Regions from separate parts of the Homo sapiens genome. Here region 2 is linked to region 1. Evidence: chromatin loops called from intact Hi-C (ENCODE). Cell type or tissue: PC-3. All regions are shown on one strand. Links, peaks and the distances in the headings refer to the core of each region. The heading gives the core; the rest is flanking DNA. Region 1 overlaps LOC105374191 (a long non-coding RNA gene). Region 2 overlaps LOC105374191 (a long non-coding RNA gene).

What was found. Peaks named below come from ENCODE experiments on the same cell type or tissue, not always from the same donor. Only the 100,000 strongest peaks of a DNase experiment are listed, where the experiment ranks them.
Region 2: it touches region 1 in a loop (6-fold over the local background); 2 of 110 quality-filtered maps call a loop at or near these places.

Annotation. Positions count from the first base shown.
Region 1 is chr3:164,474,453-164,485,188 of GRCh38, forward strand. All of the region lies in intron 1 of LOC105374191 (a long non-coding RNA gene), which reads left to right. Among named protein-coding and RNA genes, the nearest start is that of LINC01323, 210 kb to the right of the region's middle. In PC-3, for the core only: no CTCF peak of the experiment used is centred there; no DNase peak of the experiment used is centred there.
Region 2 is chr3:164,528,545-164,539,280 of GRCh38, forward strand. The region is part of intron 1 of LOC105374191 (a long non-coding RNA gene); the gene reads left to right. Among named protein-coding and RNA genes, the nearest start is that of LINC01323, 150 kb to the right of the region's middle. In PC-3, for the core only: no CTCF peak of the experiment used is centred there; a DNase peak (open chromatin) is centred at 4,937.

The DNA of each region.
Region 1 (10,736 bases), core at 1,313-9,312:
TATGGTTTGTGTCTTAAATGCTTGGTAGTATGCACCAATGAATTCATCTGAGCCTGGTGCTTTCTGTTTTTAATATTATCAATTATTGATTCAATTTCCTTAACAGTTATAGGCCTATACACTTTGTTCAATTCTTTTTGTGTGTTTTGTCAGATTGTATCTTTTAAGGAATTGGTTTATCTAGGTTATCAAGTTTGTGGGCATAGAAATGTTCATAATATTCCTTTATTAATGTTTTACTGTCTGTAGAATCTGTAGTGATGTTTTCTATTTCACTTATAATATTAGTAATTGTATCCTCTCTGTTTTTTTTTTGTAAAACTTGCTGAAGGCTTAATGATTTTATCGATCTTTTCAAACAACCAGCTTTTGTTTTTATTGATGTTCTCAATTGATTTTCTGCTTTCAGTTTGAGTTTTCTCTAACTTTCATTATTTTTTTTTTCTTCTTACCTTAAATTTAATTTGCTCTTCTTTTTCCTGTTTCCTATATGGCATTTTAGATGAGTGACTTAGACCTTTCTTCTTTTCTAACATATATATTCAATACAAACACTTTTTTCTCTAAACATTGCTTTTAATGCATGTGAAAAATTCTAAGTTGCATTTTCATTTCTATTTAATGAAAATATTTTAAATTTATTTTGTGATTTCTTACCTGACCTATGTATTAGAGATGGTTTGTTTACTCTATACATAGCTGTGATTTTCTAGTAACTTTTTATTATTGATTTCTACTTCAATTGCATTGTAATCGGAGAGAAGACAATGTATAATTTCTAGTCTTTGAAAATTCTGAGCTATGTTATTTTCCTTCTCTAAAGAATCTATGTAAAATTTCTTGCAAGGTTGATCCACTTGCAATAAGCTTTCTCAATTTTTATTTTTCTATTTCTCTTTCAATTTTGAAGGATAATTTCACAGGGTAATGATTTTTAGCTTGCTTGGTTCTTTTATTCTCACTCTCTTTCTTTACACTAAATATTTTACTCTACTATCTTCTTGCTTGCATGGTTTCTAAGAAGAAGTTGAGTCCAGTTTTTATTTTTCTTCCTCTAGAGGCAATTTCTTTTCTGTTTTCTTTTAAGATATTTTTCTTTATTATTCATTTTTTTGTCATTTGAAAATGATACGCCTTGGTGCAGCATTTCATCTGCATAGTATTCTCTGAGCTTCCTGGATCTGTGGTATGGTTTATGATATTAATTCTCAGGCATTATTGCTTCAAATATTTATTCTGATTTTTTCCTCTTCTACTCTTTCTGGTAGTCTCATTTTCTCTTTATATGTATGTTACATCTTTTGTAGTTGTACCACTGTTCTAAGATGTTTCATTCTTTGTTCTTTTTGCTTCTCAATTTTGGAAGTTTCCATTGAGATATTTTCAGCATAGGCATTTTTTCCTGAGCTGTATCCAGTCTATTAATAAGCTCATCAAAGGTGTTCTTCATTTCTGTTACAGAGCTTTTAATCTCTTGCACTTATTATTGATTATTTCTTAGAATTTCTATCTCTCCGTTTACATTCCCCATCTATTTTTGCATGTTGTCTACTTTATCCATTAGAGTCCTTAGCATACTAATGACAGTTGTCTTAATTTCCCAGCCTGATAATTCCAGCACCTTTTCTCATGTTTGGTTCTGATGTTTATTGTGTCTCTTCAATCTGTTTTTTGCCATTTAGTATTCCTTGTAATTTTTTCTTAATAGTTGTACATGATGTAATTGGGAAAAAACCTTCTGTAACTAGGCCTTTATTATTTGCTGGAAAAGTAGCTCTGTCCAGGGAAGCCTTCTACAGAGTTGTAATTGTGTTTCAGTCTTTTAGTAGGCCTATGCCTATGCCTCTGGATGGTGAACATCACAGGATTTCTCAGCCCTCCAACATCACACTGCTCAAATTGTTCAGTATGGCTAAAGTGGACTAGAGTTGGATATTTCCCTCCCCTACACCTAGGTCAATTAGGCTATGAGAGAACTCTAGTAGGTTAAGCTCTGGTTAACTAGTTTCTCCTGAGGGAAGGCCTTATTAAGATCAGGGCACTCTGGTTTGTTTCAAAGTGGTTTCTGTTTTCCTCCCCTCCAGGATATTTTTCTCTGATATTTACTATGAGAACCCAGTCAAACTCCTAGAGGCAAAACTTACAAAAATGTGGGGACCCCTATGACTGGGTCCTCCTGGAGTTTTTAACTTTCACACTTGTCCACACTGAATCTCCAGGAATTAATCCAGTATAGTTCAGGTTTTTCTATCCCAGCACTCCTTCCCACTTCTTCGTGGGGAGGGATCTGCTCTGATATGTTGTAATTCTCTGCGGCCGCCTGTCTGTCCTATTTTAGGGGCAGCAGTTTGTCCTTTGACTCACCTCTTACAGATCTAAGAAGATTTTTTGATTATTCAGTTTGTACAGCATTGTACTTGTGGTTAGGATAGAAATGACAACTTCCAAGCTTTGTTTTCCAAGTTTCTTGGTTGTGGTTTATTTCTCTGCTTTTTTTCCCTTATAAACCTACTTTGTAGGCTTGTGGTTATTTTGAGTTCCACTTTTTTTCTCTCTTTGGACACAGAACTCCCCTACAGGCTTCTTCATACTCCCCCATACTTATTTAATTATTTGGTATTTATCATGTAAATGTATAACTGTTTGATGAAATGAAAAAAATGCCATCAGTGGAAGCAAAATTTATAATACTCAGATTTTGAAGGATAACAGATTATACTACATGGGAATTCTTGTTTATAGCAATGATGGCAGTGGCAGCCTGTCTGGAGCAACCACTGCCAAGACACTGGTGGCAGCAGGGGAGGTGTGGTCAAGGCTGTGCCCTCTATGGAGCCAGTGGGAGCTGAGAAGAGGCAGAAGCCCCATTGTCTTCCGAGTTGGCTGTGCAGGTGCCCCACCCTCCCAGGTGCAGCTGCAGGCACCTAGATTGACTTTGGAACAGGACATCCCTATTCACTTGGTGGCCCAGGAAGCCCCCTCCTGCCCCCACAGGATTAGAAGTGCCTGCTCCCACTGCCTGGTCTCTCCCTGCTCCTGGCATCCACTCCAATTCTGGAACAAAGTTGAAGCCAACCATGGGCTCTGTTGTGACCCATCCAGGTATGTGCGTGCCTGAGGTGACACCAACATACCAGCCCTCTGCCACCTTGGCCCCCTCTGGACTTTGGACACAACAAGCATAGGAGGGAGGCAAGAGGGGGTTGAGGGTGGCTTGGTGCAGGCTTCCAGGTGCCCTTCAGCACAAATAGCCTAGGTGCCATGAATGGCAGTTGATGGCATGAGGCAGAGAGGCTCCTGGGTGGAAAACAAGGGGTCTCTGGTGAAGCCCCACTTTCAAGTCAGGAACAGCCTAAAGAAGGGGGGCCAAGCTGCCAGAGTGAGAACTTAACGGTGTTTTTTCTGGGCCTGCCATGGACCAATCAGCACACAATTCCTCCCTTCTGAAGCCCATAAAAACCTTGAACTCAACCAGACTTGCAGAGACCACCTAATAACCTGCTTGCAGACTGGAGCTACCCACTCCATGTCTCTTCTCTGCTGAAGGCTGCAGAGAAGACAGGAAGACCTGCCTGCAGATAAGAGCTAACCACTTCAGGTTTCCTGAGAGCTGTACTGTCGCTCAATAAAACACCTCTTTGCCTTGCTCACCTTCCAGTTGTCCAGGTACCTCATTCTTCCTGGATGCAGGACAAGAACTTGTGTCCCATTGAATGACAGGAATGAAAGAGATGTAACGCAAACAGCACTGAAACACACCTTCCCCCCCACCCCCATCACACTGCAGGCTATGAGAAGCAGAGAAGAGCTGTGGCCCTTTGGGGATCCCAGACCTAGGGGCTCCCCAAGCTTGGGTTGTGACACCTTCTTTAGGGCTCTGCAGTTTCTGGCATCTCCAAGCTTCTGAGTGCTACTGTGTTTCCTGGTGGCCACAGTGGAAGCCACTTGCGGTATGCCTGGTCCTGCTGCAGCATCGCATGGAGCCATTGCCCGTGCCAGTGCCTGAAACTGCCCATCCCACTGCACACAGCATGTCTGGCTGTGCTCAGTGGCTGGACCACACACTCGTTTACACACCCTTCACTGTTCTGTGCCTGGCTTGCCCTTGGCAGTCACAGGATCTGGGCTGGTAGTGCAAGTGGAGTGCAGCCTGCAGGGCTGAGTGGGCTGAACAAGCACAGCAGGCCTGAGCAAAACTCAGGTAAAGGCACCACTGGCCAAAGAGGTTTCCAGCTGCTGCAGCGACAACCCAAGGATGCTGTGACAGTGACATACCGTATCTTCATTATCTAATTCTGCATAATAAACTTATCGCAGTTATAGTAGCTTAAAACAAAACACATTGATTATCTGTAGGTTTCTATGGCCCGGAAATCTGGGCACAGCTTAGCTGGAGCCTCTTGCTTCAGGGTATTGCCAATGGTGTTCACATAAGCATTCAGTTAATTCTTAGCCCCAGATATCCCACAACATTCATCTTGGATTCCTAAGACCACTTGACAAAACACAGAGGCAAATGGATGAGCCATGAAGTTAGGATTTGATCTGGCAAGTGAGCAGTGGTAAGATTCATTTATTAATTGTATCCTATTAATGGAGATGAATATTTCAATTTCTTTCAATTTCCAAATTAAGTTCATAATTTATTTTGAAAGTTTTTTTTTTAAATCAGAGATTTCATTAATTTGGAAAAGAATTATTTAGATTTGTCCACTCAAGCTATCATTTTACCAAAATTCTTCTGCATATGATGTTTGTAACTTTAAATAATGTATATGACGTTTTGTATGCACGTCTTTCCTCCCATACTAGATTCTACACCTCTTGCAAACTGAGTCCCAAAGTGTTCTGCACGTAACTGGTGCTCTTAAAAGTGGTGGAAAGAATGAAATAAATGTAATACAATGACTTCAGGCTATTGTATTAATGACTATTTGTAACTTTAATGTTTCAGTTTAAACATACATTGTGTTTAACAAACCATGTTTTACCTTCTTTAAACTGAGAAAATGCATTCACCTTTTTTTATTGCATAAACCTGGCACTTAATAGCACATTTCTGGCATTGTAAACAGTAGGATTAGTTTGTCATTTGAATGCCAATTTCAAGCTCCAAGTTTTCTTGTACTAAATGTGACAGCTTTGAATACACTTGTACGTCTGTGATTCACTCACACCATGGGGATGCAATTTGGCAAGTAGTAATTTCCACAGCAATAAACAAAATGAGATTCAGAAATGTAAAAGACACACACTGATAAAAATGGCATTAAAAACATCCATACTAGTTAGTTTTAGTTTTTTGTTTTAAACTATACTCCAGAAATTTGGTTTCACCCATACAATAAACTTCCTTTTCTTATCATTAAACTTGAGAAATATTTTGTCAAATATTTAACAGAAAAAAATATATAAATGTTTAGGTATGACTAGGGATAAATATACTCTTGGCATCATATCAACTTTTCCCCTTGTTTTAATTTGGCCTGTTTAATTAAGGTATAAATGATACTTTGCATAAATCACTCTATCTTATAGGTGTTTTAATTCTTGGTAAAAATACAATCACATGAACAATAAATATATTAAAAATCTAGAAGAGTCAAAAATGACAAAAATGCCGCTGTATGAGCAAATAATCTTGTGGTTACATTGTGGCTATATTTAAATTCAGTAAGAGGAGAGCTACAAACATTTGACTGTGTACTTTGGACAACTTAATTACATTCTTTCTGTTTACAATATTTAGTGACTGTGCTGATGTTTGTCAAGCTTGTAATGATACTGTATTTTGAACAACATTAAAAGAACTTGTCAGAAATATTTTGAACTGAATATTTATGAATAGGATTTGAAAATCTGTAAGTTTTAAAAAGCTAACTTGTCCATTATCTGTATGTTGATTCATTAATTAATACATGTTTATTGAACCCTTAGAATGCTTCTCATTTATAAAGTGTGTGGTAATTTTGGGAACACAAACATGTTAAGACAGAGGACTAATGGGAGAGAAGAGGCCGATAATGCTGGAGATAAGTTTGAGCTGGATTATGTTACACAGATGGCAATTGTTAGATGACATCCAGGAGGTAGCATCTCACAACTCTCAGAAACTTTGGTTTTGTGTCAGGCAGAACAAGATTAAATGACTCATCTGCCATCTATTAACCATTTTTGATATGTCAATTTACTTAATATCTCCAAGTCCTTACCTTTTCTTATACAAATGATAAGAATTTTTTCACATCTGACCACTCTAAAATTTAAACATAGTATATTTGAGGGTTTACTATACACTAGAAACAACATTGCATAATTTTATTGAACATGATGGGGTTAATTGTGGTAATAGAAATGGCTATAATTTTGTCAGCAATGATTTCCCAGAGGGTAACTGAGAGTAGTTTTTTGAGGGTGTTCCAGATTACCTCTTGTCTTAGTCTGAGTTCTCTGAGAATCAAATACTGAGACTGGATTTAATGTACCAATATTTTATTAAGAAAATCATGGTGGTCTGAATAATTATGCACCCCCCCACCACCAAATTCATATGTTGAAAACTAATTCCCAGTGTGTTGATATTAACAAGTTGGGACATGGCTAGAACATGAGGGCATAGCTCCCATTAATGAGATTAGTGTCCTTATAAATTAAGCCCAAGAGAGCTTGTTTGCCCCCTCCACCATGTAAGGATGCAGCTCAAAAGTGCTCTCTATGAGGTACATGCTCTCATCAGCCACTAAATCTGCCGGTGCCTTGATCTTAGGCTTCCCAGCCACCAGAACTATGGGAAATAAATGTTTGTAGTTTATAAGCCACCCTGTTTGTAGTATTTTTACTATAGCAACCTGAACAGACTTAGACAGAAATTGGCATGGAGAGTGGGGAAAAAGTGTGGGAAAAAAATGTGGAAGTGGCTTTCGAACAGGTCAATGGATGGAGATTGGAAAAGTTTTGAGACAGATGCTAGAAAAATACTATATTGCTGGAAATAGAATGTTAAGGGCAATTCTGGTGATGGCTCAGAAAAGGAGAGCTATAAGGAAAACTTATTTTCTTAGAGATTTTGTAGGTGGTCCTGACAGAATATTCATAGATATATAGGCAATAAAGGCCATCATGAGGAGGTCTTAGATAGAAATGAGTAACATGATATTGGATACTGTGGGAAGGGTGATACTTGTTATAAAGTGCCAAAGAACTTTACTGCATTACTTTTGTGGAGGGTAGAATTATGATTGATGAAATTGGATATTTGACTAAGAAATTTTATTTTTATTTTTAGAGACAGGGTCTCACTCTCACCCAGGCTGGAATGTAGTGGCACAATCATAATTCAAACTATAGGGTTCAAACTCCAGGGCTCAAGCAATCCTCCCACCCAAGCCTCCTGAGTAGCTAGGACTACAGGCATGCACCTGTATTTTTTTAGCCTCTTTTTAAAATAGAGATACAATCTTGATATGTTGCACAGGCTGGCCTTAAACTCCTGACCTCAAGCAATCTTTCTGCCTTGGCTTCCAAAAGAACTGGGATTATAGGCATGAGCCACTGTGCCTGGCTGACTGAGGAAATTTCTAATTTACATTTACTAATTACTAATGCATTTACAAGTAAGTAAATGTATAAAATTTCCCAAGTAAGTCTTCATGCCTGTAATCCCAGTGCTTTTGTATGTGTGTATTAGTCAGGGTTCTGAAGAGAAATAGAACCAATAGGAGATAGATAGATAGATAGATAGATAGATAGATAGATAGATAGATAGATAGATAGATAGGAGAGAGATATATAAGATAGATAGATAGATAGATAGATAGATAGATAGATAGATAGATAGATAGATAGATAGATAGATGACGGATGTGTTGACAGGGGATTTATTAGGAAATTGGCTTACATGATTATGAAGTCTGAAAAGTCCCACAACAGGCCGTCTACAAGCCAGTGAACCAGAGAAGCCAGTAGCATGGCTCATTCAAGGTTGGAAAGAGCCATGCTTCGATGCTTATAGCGAAATGCAGAGAGAAACAACGTAAAGACAAATTTTAATCAAAATGGAAGCATATCTCAAATATTTGGCAAATTATCAGCCTGGCCATATGGTTAATAAATGAGAAGAGATGTTTGGCAGAGAATATTAGGGTGTGGCAAAGTGACTGATAAGAAAATTAGTATGGATAAGTAGAAGTCAGGTGCTATTCATCAAAAAAATGGGAGATTGACTCCAAAGGCGTTTCAAAGGTTATTAGTGCTGCTTCTCACATCACAAACCATAGTGCCAGGAACTAGGGGACAAAATGATATCAAAAGAGGGTCCCTGGGCACCATGGGACCTTAGCACTTACTGACTAGTGCCACCTTAAGTATGTTTTCCCAGCATTCCAGCATAGAGCTTCTCAGCTATACAGGTGTGGCTTCAGCAGTCCTGCGTGCTGTGGACCACAGTGTTCACCCCTATAAAAACCCAGGTGGTAAATCTTGTTGGCATCCTCACAGTGCCATGTCTACAAATGCCCAGAATACCTGAGCTGGGAGCCCTTGATTTTGAATGGTTAGCCACCCAGAGCATTGGGTGATCCAGGCAAAGGGAAAGCTTTAGAGTTGGGCCACTGCAGAGAGCCCCCACTAGAACAGTGCCCAGTAAAGATATTGAGACAGGGCTATCTGGAACTTTGGGGTCCAATCTCTGTCCTAGAGTCCTGAAAGCATGATATCAAGTAAGGTTATTCTTGAGCCTGTAGATTTAATGCTTTCCCTGTTTGTTTTGGACTTACTTGGGAACTATTATACATTTACTTACTTGGGAACTGTTATACGTTACTTACTTTGGGAACTGTTCTACATTTATTTTTTATTCTATTTTCCCCTTCTGGAATAGAAAGTTTATTCTATGTCTTTCCAACTACTGTACTTTGGAAGCACATAACTTTTTTGGTTTTACAGGCTCAAATCTGAAGGGAAGTTTACCACAAGATGGCTTCTACCTTGAGCCTCACCCATATCTAATTTTAAATAAATCTCCGAACTTCAGACTTTTGAATTGGTGCTAGAATGAGTTAAGACTTTGAGGGCTGTTGAGATAAAATGAATGTGTTTTGCATGGAAGAAGGACATAAGTTTTTGGGGACCAGAGATAAAATGCTATGGTCTGAATATTTATGTCCTCTAAAAATATATTGAAAAGTAATCCCCAGTGTGATGGTAATAGAGGTCAGCCTTTGAGAGATGACTAGGTCATGAGGGCATACCCCTCCTAAACTGGATTAGTGTTTTTATAAAAGAGGCCCAAAGGAGCTTATTTGTCCCTTTTAATATGTGAGCACACAATGAAAAGTTGCTGTGTATGAAGAAAAGGTCTTTGCTAGACACCCATTTTGTTGTCATCTTGATCTTGGACTTCCCAGCCCCAGAATTGTGAGAAATAGGTAATTTTTTTTTGTTATAAGCCCCAATTCATGATACTTTTGTTATAGCAACCTGAAAAGTCTGTAATAGTATGTGTGTGTATTGGTCACAGTTCTTCAGAGAAATAGAACCAGTAGGAGATAGATAGATAGATAGATAGATAGATAGATAGATAGATAGATAGATAGATGACAGATGAGTTGACAGGGGATTTATTAGGAAACTGGCTCACTTGATCATGAAGCCTGAGAAGTTCCACAACAGGCCATCTGCAAGCTGATGAATGAGAGAAACCAGTAGCATGGCTCATTCAAGGTTAAAAGGCCTGAGAACCAAATAAATCAATGATGCAATTCTCAGTTTACAACTGAAGGCTCATGAACCCCAAAAGGCCACTGGTGCAAGTCCCACAGTCCAACAGCTGGAGAATTTGGAGTTCCAATTTCCAAAGCAGGAGGAGAAGGGCATCCCATTTTAGAAGAGAGAGAAATAATTCACCTTTCCTTTGCCTTTTTGTTACATCTGGACCTCCAGGTGATTAGATGGTGCCTACCTGCACTGAAGGCAGATCTTTCCTACCATGTTCACTGAATCACACATCATTCTTTTCCAAAAACATCCTCATAGACATACTCAGAAATAATGCTTCATCGACTATCTAGAAGTCACCCTATCTAGTCAAGTCCACACCTAAAATTAACCATCACAGTGGAGAAAATGGGAAGAGAATGGGTGAAGCCTGGGAGACTTATGAGACAGCATGCAAATCTGATCACAAGGAAGTGAGAAAGACAGCCTTAATATCTAGGGAATGTTCAGATGGTCTGCTGGCAGTCTCAGAGTCTAAGTCAGAGGAATTTTATGTTTTTCAGGAAAAGGTCTGACTTAACTATTTTTACCATGCCTGGTCATTGAGGAAGAACCTTTGTAAACCTGACTGTGATGAATTTCAGAGTACAGCAGGTGATGCCATTGGTCAGCTATATTCTCCATAGTTGAAAGTCTGCAAGACCTGTTTCCTATATGGCCTCTCACCCAGAAGCAGTGTGTTGGATGGATTCAAATAAGCTATTTAGGAGGAGAAAAAAACATATTTCTTACTAATGATTTCCACTTTTCAGGGACCTTAGTAACTGGTTCCTTGAAAATTTAGTATTAAAATCTATTTCTCTTTGAGTCAATGCCAATACTATTTCCAACACATCACTCCATTTCAAAAAAACAATCCCTTATAGACTTATAATATGTTCCCATTTTAAGATTGTGTGTTTTTATTATTTATCTTTGCTATTTGAACTCCACAAAACCCATAAAGTTGATGATGGTCAGAA
Region 2 (10,736 bases), core at 1,644-9,643, 54 kb after region 1:
TTAAATGTGTGTGAGAGGTTGTAATTTGAGACTCTGTAAATATTCCATTCCCTTTCAAATTTCAGTGTATATGTTTATTTGCTCATATCATCATGAAGTCATGATTTTGCATTTCGTTCAGTAGATTATCATCTGTTCGTATCTGTATTAATTTCTGAGGGCTGCTGAACAAAGTACTTAAAACTAGGTGGTTTCAAACAAGAGAAATTTATTTTCTCATAATTTTGGAATTTAGAAGTCCAAAATCAAGCTGGAAGAAGAGCCATGATTATTCTAAAGGTAAAGGAAAATCTTTCTTGCTTTTTTTAAAAAAAAATTCAGTTTTTATTTTAGCTTCCGGGGTATTTGTGCAGGTTTGTTACAAGGGAATATTACATTATGCTGAGGTTTGGGCTTTTGTTGATCCTGTCACCCAAATAGTGAACAGAGTACCTTCAGAAAGTTTTTCATACCTTGCCACCCTCCCTTCTTCCCTCCTATTTGAGTCTCCAGTGTTTCTTTATCCTGTCTTATGTCCATGTGTACCCAAGGTTTAGCTCCCACTTACAAGTGAAAACATGTAGTATTTGGTTTTCTGTTTCTGCATTCACTTAGGGTGATGGCCTCCAGTTGCATCCATGTTGCTGCCAAGTAGATGATTTTATTCTTCCTTATAGCTGTGGAGTATTCCATGGTGTACATGAACCACATTTTCTTTATTCAGTCCACCATTGATGGGGACCTGGGTTGATTCCATGTCTTTACTCTTGTGATTAGCACAACAATGAACATATGACTGCATATGTCTTTTTGATAGAAGGATTTATTTTCTTTTGGGTATATACACAGCAATAAGATTCCTGGGTCAAATGGTAGTTCTATTTTTAGTTCTTTGAGAAATCTCCATTCTGTTTTCCATAAAGGTTATACTAATTTACATCCCACCAACAGTATATAAGCATTCCTTTTTCTCTGCAGCCTTGCCAGCATCTGTTATTTTTTTGACTTTTTAACAGTAGCCACTGTGACTAGTATGAGATGGTATCAAAATGTGGTTTTGATTTGCATCTCTGATGATTAGTGATGTTGAGCATTTTTTAATGTTTGTGGGCCACCTTCTCAGTTATTCCTTCCTTCTGGTTGCTCTTAACAACCCTTGGTCTTCCTTGGCTTGTAACTACACTATTCCAATCTCAAGTTTCATCATCATATGCTTTTCTTCATTGTGTTTATCTGTTTGTGTTAACTTCTCTCCTTATAAGAACTCCACTAATCGAATTTAAGGCGCACCTTAATCTTGTTGACCTCAACTCAACCTAACTAGCTATGTCAGCAAAGACCCTATTTCCAAGTAAGTTTACATTCTGAGGTTCCAGGAGGGCATACAGTTTGGAAGGGGGATGCTATTCAACCCACCACACTATAATAATTTATTATGGTGGTCAAATGTTCTAGATTTTGGCCAGTAGGGGCCTGTCAACCTGAATTTTGCACTCTACAACATGTTCCTATTACATTTTGAACACTTTCTTACTTTTTGGTATAAGATAAACCAGTGTGGTCTTTTGCTGCTCTTATTGTTCTGGTTCTGGAATCTATAATTTCTTCAAGTATATCTGGTTCCTGTTTGTAGACCTTGGTATTTAGAAACTGAGATCTGACACTGGACATATTCATTGCAATTGAGTTTTGGCTGCTTCTAGGTTCACTCAGTGGAATAAAAGTTATGAAATGTGTGTGCGTATGTGTGCATGTGTGTACACATGCAGACTCTCTCCTCACTTAGTCTGAGCTCAGATCCCTCACCACTACCTCCTTCAGGCTGCCATAAAGCAGGGACACTTTTCATCGTGTAGCTGGGCCATGTCACCATGTAGAAGCTCTCTTAACCATGCAGGGACTCTAACATGCTAGCCATGCTACCATCCCTTGTTCTTCAGGCATGCCTTTCTCACCCTCCTTGGACTCCAACACCTTTCCTTGGGTCACAATAGCTTTCTTTTCTCCCTTGGCACAGACAACTACTTTGCTCAGCCTCACATGATGGCTACTGGATTGAATTGTTTAAGAAAGGCAGAAGAGGAGGGAAAGAAAGGGAAATTCCCCTTTGCTTTTAATAATGTCACTGTTTTATATTTTATTTATGAAAATTTTAAGTGAACAAACTTAGCTTTGTAAATTCCCTTGATTTCATCTTTGTTTTCTATTTTCTTATTTCTTTTTAGTTTGTTTGCTTGTTTTTCAGTTAAATTCTGAGGTTGTAAAGTTAAATCATTAATTTTTAGCCTTTATTCTTATTAATATATGCATTTAGAAATAGATATTTCCCTCTAACTACCACTTCCTACAAATCACATAATTTGTATTGTAATTTGATATTTCTAAATGTTTTATTAATTGTATTAAGATGTATTTTTTTTACTATGGAGATTTTTTGTTGTGTCTGAAGTTTTATGGTGTTATTTTCTTCTTTTTCTTATTCACTTCTTGCTTCAATGTACTGTGTTCACAGAACCTGTTCTAAATGGTATTATTAGAAATTTGTTTTATTGAGTTTATGAATTTATACAAATAATTAATGAAAGGATAGATATGTTCTAACTGTTGGGGTCAGAGTTCTATATAAACCTATTAGATGAGGTAAATTAATTCTTTAAATTTACTGCATATTTCTTCTATGATTTAATTTTCAATAATTTAAAAAGATTTTGTTCACATTTCTCACATAATAAAGCCTTGTCAATGTTTTCTTCTAATTTTCTCAAATTTTACTTTATTTTATTGTTATTTACTACTTCTATCCCTACTAATGTTTTATATTTTAAAGTTTATTTTATTTGAATATACAGATTTCTTTTGGGTAATATTTATTATATATTCCATATCCCAGACTTTGATTTTAATTTATTTTGTATTTTCTATTTATATTTTATGAAAAACAAATAACTAAATTTCTTATAAGCAAATTTGGTAACATCTGTCTTTTTTTTTTTTTGGTGTTTTGCTATTGAAGTTGGATGGCTTTTCAAAAAGTAAACACACTTTTGTCACAATTATCAAGATATAGAAATATTACCTGTGTCTTCATCACCATTCCCTGCCTCCTACTGCCTCCCCAAGGATAGCCAATACTCTGGTTTTTAACATTATAGATTATTTTTGCCTTTGTTTCAACATTACATAAACAAATTCAAACAGTGCATACTTTGTTTCTGACATCTTTCCTTCAAGGTTATGTTTGCAAAATTCATACACGTAATTGTATGTACTTATTGATTCATGTTACTGATGAATGGTATTTCAGTGTATGAATACACCACAATGAATTTATCCACTTTATTTTTGATGGACATTTGGGTAGTGTTGACTTTAGTAATCTGGAAGAAAATAAAAATTAAAACAGTAACAATCAACTTTATCTGTTTTCAGGAAAATGCAAATTAAAACTAACGTTATATCATTACATATTCACCAGCATGAATAATGAATGAATGAATAAATAAATAGAAGAGAGACAGTAGTATGTACTACTACAAAGAGTATATACTGATACAACTGCTTTGGAAATTTGCTTAGCACTATACTATTTACTAGAGTTGAATGTAATCATATCCTATGACCCAGCAGTTGTACTCATATTTCACAGAAAGATATACTTATATTCCTCAAAACACATTTATAAGAACACATATTTTATGATTTGCATATGCTTTTACTATTTTATTATATCAGTTCTTTTTTTTTCTTTTTTTTTTGAGACAGATTATCCTGCTGTTGCCCAGAATGGAGCGCAGTGGCATGATCTTGGCTCACTGCAATCACCACCTCCCGAGTTCAATTAATTCTCCTGCATCAGGCTCCTGAGTAGCTGTGAGTACAGGCATGCATCACCATGCGAGGCTAATTTTTGTATTTTTAGTAGAAATGCGGTTTCACTGTGTTGGCCACGTAAGTTAAGTCTCAAATTCCTGACCTCAAGTGAGCCAGCCACCTCGGCCTCCCAAAGCGCTGAGATTACAGGCGTAAGCCACTGTACCCGGCCACCATGATTTCTTGTGTCTGAAACCAATTGCTGGGGTAAATTCTTTAGGTTTCATTATCTGTTGATATTTTTTACAGTCAGAGACCAATGTTTTTGTCTTCTGACTCCGTTGTTGCTTTCAAAAAGTCCACTATCATTCTAATTGTTGTTTTGCTGTACATAACTTCTTCTTTCTCTCTGGTTATTTTAAAATAGTTGCTTTGTCTTTGGTGTTCCACATTATTTATAAGTGGCTATATATTATTTTCATTATTTTTGGATAGAGTGTGCATACTTGATCTGCAGATTCACATATTAAACAAGTTCTTAAAAAACTATTATTTCTTAAACATTGCCTCTCCTTCATTCTCTCTTGAGGACTTATAGTCAAGGTATTCTTTTTAATGTTCTTTTAAATATTTTCCAATTCATTTATTTCATATGGTGTTCTTTAGTTGTTTCTTCCAGTTCATTACTTTCCTCTTCAAGACTGCTTATATAACACTTAATTCCTAGTAATACCTCATTATCACTTAGCAACTGTGTATTTTATATACTTAAACATTTTATGCATTTGTTATAAAACCTGTATCTGATAATTCCAAAATATGCAGTTTATAGTGAGGAGCTAGGACTGTTGGTTGTTTTGGCTGACTGGCATAAATAATAAATCAATTATTTCTAGGCATAATTATTACCAGCATAAATCTTATGTTTATTGACTTTATGATTTTCAACTTATTGCTTTATCACAATCTGTGGATAGCCTGTGGACCAAGTTGGAAAAGTTTTCCTCCAAAACAGATGTACTTTGGCTTTTGCTAGTAACAATTGCACCAATAATCTCAGATCACTTCAGTTCCTCTTAGGAGTATCAGCTCATTATCGGCGTTTGCATCTTTGTTTCCTCTGCGAATCACACAGGGCTGAGTGTCCTGTTAGTCAGGATATTGTCAATATTTGCAATTGAGGTAATGCTACTTCTCATTGACTGCAGTGATGTTTATAGTTTCCTGCCAATTATTTGCTTCCATCCCAAAATGTGTGTGAGTGTGAGTGTTTTTGTGTGAAAAGAAGTCAGTCTATGGAGAATTCTACTTTTAACACTAATAATGCCTCAAAATGTTTGGGCAAAATTTTCCCCCAAAATAAGCCACATTAATCTGTTTTTTTAAATGCATGAAAAATAAATTTGAATCAATTAAATATTTATTGTGTGTAGATTCAAAGTCAATAAGAGAACAGGTGATATGTGCTTATTACTAAATCTGTGAAGACTGTCCATGAAGAATGACACATTGGTAAATAGTGCTCTAGCTCATGCTAATTTCTCCCTCCTTGAGCACCTATTATATATAACATGTGTCCTATTTATTCTGATAATTAGTCAATTTTACCTGTACTCCTTTATTTATATTGACCATTTTTATTTTTGTGTTATATACAAGTGCATTTCAGGGATAGTGATTTAGATTACATTTAAATGTCCCAGGTCTTATTGTAATTCATTTCATAAATAGTATAAATAATTATTCAGTTGACTATAACATGAATATTTTTCTGACAAATATGTCTTTCTACTAGAGTTTGCAATTATAGACACCTGTAATCATCTGTTTCCCCTAGAACTTCCATACTAAAATGGATATTTGAGGTGGAATAGCAATTAAATTCATTTTGCATTTACTAATGAGACATGTTGCATTCCTTATGGCTAGCATGTTGATAACATAAATATTCCTTTGTTTTCTGAATGAATAATCTTTTACAGCCTAGAAACTGGATGCTGTCCTTGGCTTGACTGTATCATGCATTGCTGGCAAACAATAAGCACTATCTCATAAAAATCTCATCATTTTGATCTATGCCTTTTATCTCTATACTAATTGTATTACATAATATATTGATTTATCTTCTTCAGAATAACATGCAGACATTGGCTGGGGAATACTCTAATGTTTAGAACTAGCACTTCTATTTTCTGAAGTCTGTGATGTTTTGTTTTGTATCACATATTTCATGGTTTATAATATTCTAAATCCTGAAATTGTCCTAGACTATTTCATGTGAAATATTTTAAAATACATTTAAATTGTAAAGTATTCCATTTTCGTTCTGAAGAGACTAAATTTCTAATTTTTAAAAGGCAGTTTATCAGCTCACTTAAATCAAATCTAAAGAGAAACATTCATTTTATCTTCCAGATTTAAACACAAATTTTTAAACCCATTATTACTTATGCACAGTGTAAAAGTTTTTCTCATCTAAATATCCTGTTAATCAAATTTATTGTGCTAATAGACACAGACATGGTGGTTGGAATAATATGATTACTCAATATGTAGATATCTAAAGGGCCTATTTAAAATGTAAGATGTTTTTCATAGATGAGTTTTCATTGCACATATTTTAAAGCCTTTTTAGAATAAACTTTAAGCTAATAGAAAGTCGCCAACGTATCTCCAGATTTTGTATAATAAATTTTTGAAAATCTTTTAAATCATATTTCTTATGACAATAGTTTTCTGCAAATGATGTAGTTCATTTTCCTAATCTAAAAGAAAATTCAGGGAGCATTTTTCCATTTTTTTAAATTATCCTAGTTAGACATACGTAATGAAAAAATATTCTACTTAACTGTCACAGATGGGATCAGCATCTTTAAGGGCTGTGCAGTAGTTCAGAAAGAAATTGTAAAACAAAACATGATCCAAAGACCATGTGATTATTGTGCTTGTTAATTTATCAATATTAATGGAGAAAAAGTTTTGTGTGAACTACTTGCTTGAATTGTATCTTTTTCCATTTTCCATTACATACTTCTAGTAATTATTCTTCTGTAGCCTAATATGAAATTGATAGAATTAAAACAATAATTTAAAAAATCTAAGCATTTGTGCATCTGCTACTTCTGTCCCAGACATTTGGCAAATTGTTATGTTTCTCAGGACCTCTGTTACTCATAAGTAAAAGAGTACTCACTGCTTTTGCAAATGAAAAGAGAAAATTTGCTAATTATTTTTATAATGTCAATCAAATTAATAAATTTGTTAATATTAAATAATAACTATGAAGAATATTGTCTTTTACAGATTATAGCCAGTTTAAAAATATGTTTGTGGCAACAGTGCAAATGATACACAATAGTTAGGGAGAATATTCGTTTCATGAATATTTATATAAGTACTTAAAACTACGCAAATGCTAATGTTGAAATGGAATCCAGAAAGGTAAATGAGAAGAAGAAACAGTATGACTATGCTTAGTAAATTTATGTGTATGTATCAGTGGCATTGTATCTTTTGTGGCATAAAAGAAGTGGGGTTTCAATCATACAAATGAATGAGTAAATGTCAAACTAGAAAGGTAAAACCTTTATCTGAGTCAATTGCACAGTGTACGAATTGTTTGATTGTAAAGATAAGCCTCTAATTATTAAGAATGAGACATTTAAATTTTAATAATTCCCAAATTACTCTAGAAATTTTGCTTTTCTTGTATGACATATAACAGAACATTCTTGAGCAGATGAAGATGTCGTTTTAGTCTTCTAATAATTAAGTTAACACAAAATAAATAAAGCCATTTTTAGCCACAGCATTCAACAAAAGTCCTGGATCTGTTTGGTAAGTTTAAGATGATGATGGTGAAAACATTTAGAGCATTTTCCTACTGTCATACAACAAGCTATTTTGGAACTATCTAGGCATCTAAAGGACTTCCAAAGAGCTTTTAGAGTTTTAGAATTTCCTATTCTGTTTTCTATTCTATTCTATTCTATTCTATTCTATTCTATTCTATTCTATTCTATTCTATTCTATTATGTTCTATCCTATTCTATTATTTTATTGTATTCTATTCACAAACCACTTTATAAAATTTTCCATAATCTGGATTTGGCAATTTTTATTATATTATGTACTTGAGCCTTAGTTTGATGAACTGCTGCCAATTTCTGCCAGCTCACATATAGGATGACCCTTAGTGTATTTCATGCTGATTCTATTTCTTTTTTTATTATTAAACTTTAAGTTGTGGGATACATGTGCAGAACGTAAAGGCTCGTTACATGGGTATACACAGGCCATGGTGGTTTGCTGCACCCATCAACCTGTCATCTACATTAGGTATTTCTCCTAATGCTATCCCTCCCCTAGCCCTCCACCCACCAACAGGCCCCAGAGTGTGATGTTCCCCTCCCTGTGTCCAGGTGTTCTCATTGTTCAACTCCCACTTCTGAGTGAGAACATGCAGTGTTTGGTCTTCTGTTCTTGTGTTACTTTGCTGAGAATGATGGTTTCCAGCTTCAGCCATGTCCCTGCAAAGGACATGAATTCTATTTCTTTATTATGCTTTGTTACCAGCCCGGTGCTTTGGTGCCAGTCCTGAATTTATGTAAGTATTAGTAATATATATATATATATAAAATATATATATATATTTACATATACACACATACACACATATATAAGTTTAAAATATTTAGATATTTTATATCTATATTTTATAATATAGATATATTTTATATGTCTACTATAATAAGTATAAAATGTTTGTGTGTATACATATATATACATATATATATATATATATATATATATATATATATATATATATACACACACCATATATAGGAATATATCTACTCATAAGTGCAAGGGAAAAGAGCATTCTATAGTTATTGGTCAAGAGTTCACCCAATTAGAAAAAGGATTTTTATTATGTCAGTTTCATTAAGTTATACTGAAACATCTATATTAAACATTGATCTAATTTATTATTTTCAAAGGCAAATTTGCTCTTTCAAGGAAAACAACAAATGTAGCCACAATTATCTGAGATTTGTTATTAATGCATGATTTTATTCCTTATTCTTAAAATATTGGTTCATATTTGAAAGTGAATTACTGCTCAGTTTTCTCCCCTATTTAAAAATTAATTTTCATTGAATTATTTTATTTAACTATAAACTTTGTGTTGTGTCTTTAACTCATTTTTTTCCTCTGCAGAGGAGGAAAACTTAAAAGAATAAAAAGAACTTCCTTACTTCATGTGGCTTTTTAACATTTCTTCTCTAATAAGGATGATTCATATCAGTCATTTTTTTGATAAAAAGCATTGCATGGCTAGAGAACAGATGGCATAGCTATTAACCATGATTAAGGGCTTTATTCACAAAGCATTTGTGGATTATTTCTGCATTTTTTTGACTTTCTGGTATTGTGCCCTCAATTTGCATAGCAGTAGTTCTGATGTAGCAGAAAGTTCTGTTTGCCATTATCATTTGTTGAAACTCACATTAAAAAAATTTGAGTCTATGAACTGGGAAAAAAATAAAATAGAAACACCAACAATTTAATAAGAAAAACTAAAAACCTAGATACCTAAAAAATATGAAGCTCTGAACTTTACAAAAGCAACATATTACTACAGAGGAGATCACATTAATACTTAAAACTACTTTCCTTTATTCTTAATTGGTGAGGATTCAGATGACAGGTTTTCTTATTTGTGATATATATATGCATACAGGCACACACACACATACACACACACACACACACACACACACACACACACACACACGTTACCCTATCCACTAGAGCTAACTCTTTAGAAATTGTCTTATCTTACTCAAGGTATTACATATAATTTTAAACTCTCTAAACAGAAAGTTTCAAGGAGATGAAAGAGATGAGATGAGTACTGGGGAAGAGAGTAAGATACAAATGGAAGCTGAAAGTGTCAATATAAACCTCACCTGATTAAATGATCTGTGCCAAGACCACAACGTATTTTGTGGTTTTATGTATGTAATATTTTCATCTTCTTCTTAACATTGGTGTTACATATTCAACATCCAGAGTAATTAACTATAAATTAACTTTGTATGTTAACTAGGTTCCTCATAGCCTCTAGCAATGCTATCGAACACTAAATCTTTAATAAATACTTTAACTTATCTTGCATAATTACAAATATTCTTTTCTCAAAACAAGTGTTGCTTTATCTTTAGAGTACATATTAACACATTGCTTTCAAAACACAGACAAGATAGATACAAACAGAAAAATCTGGTATGAAAAGAGTCAACCTTCTGTCCTACCAACCCCCATTTCCATTCACTCCTTAAACTTTAATTATTGTAAAAGCCTCTATTCTAAGTTGGTGTGTGGCTTACTTTCATAACTCTAATTCATATACTAATAAATCAATTTTGCTTTATCAGTTAAGGCAAGATAACATTGATATCCTATTCTAAAAAATGACATTTTTGCTGCCTTATTTAACTCCCATTCAGCTCTCTTTCTTTCTTCCTTCAATTTTTATAATTATATTGCTATTTTAATATATTCAATTTTAAAATTTCATATTCCACATCTTCATCCATATCATGACTCATCATGAAACTTGAGGGTATGAGATATACTCTTTTTCCATCCTTTCTCTCCCCTTCTACATCACCATCTCTGTCAATGTTTTCTCATATTTTCATTTTCAGAGATAAAAATATTTGTATTGCATTTTATCATCTTAATAGAGCCTCAGTTGAGCCTATAAGGCTAAATTTAAATAATTTTTAAATTACTATGTAAAAAGTACTCCGTGAGGCACTGCCTTGATCTTCATTTTTAGCTGTTTGTAATGAAGCTAGGAGACGGCCCTCAGCTATCAGATTTCTTTTGGAATTCCTTCAACTGAGGAAAACTGCCTTGCTTTTCCAGGACAGCTCTAA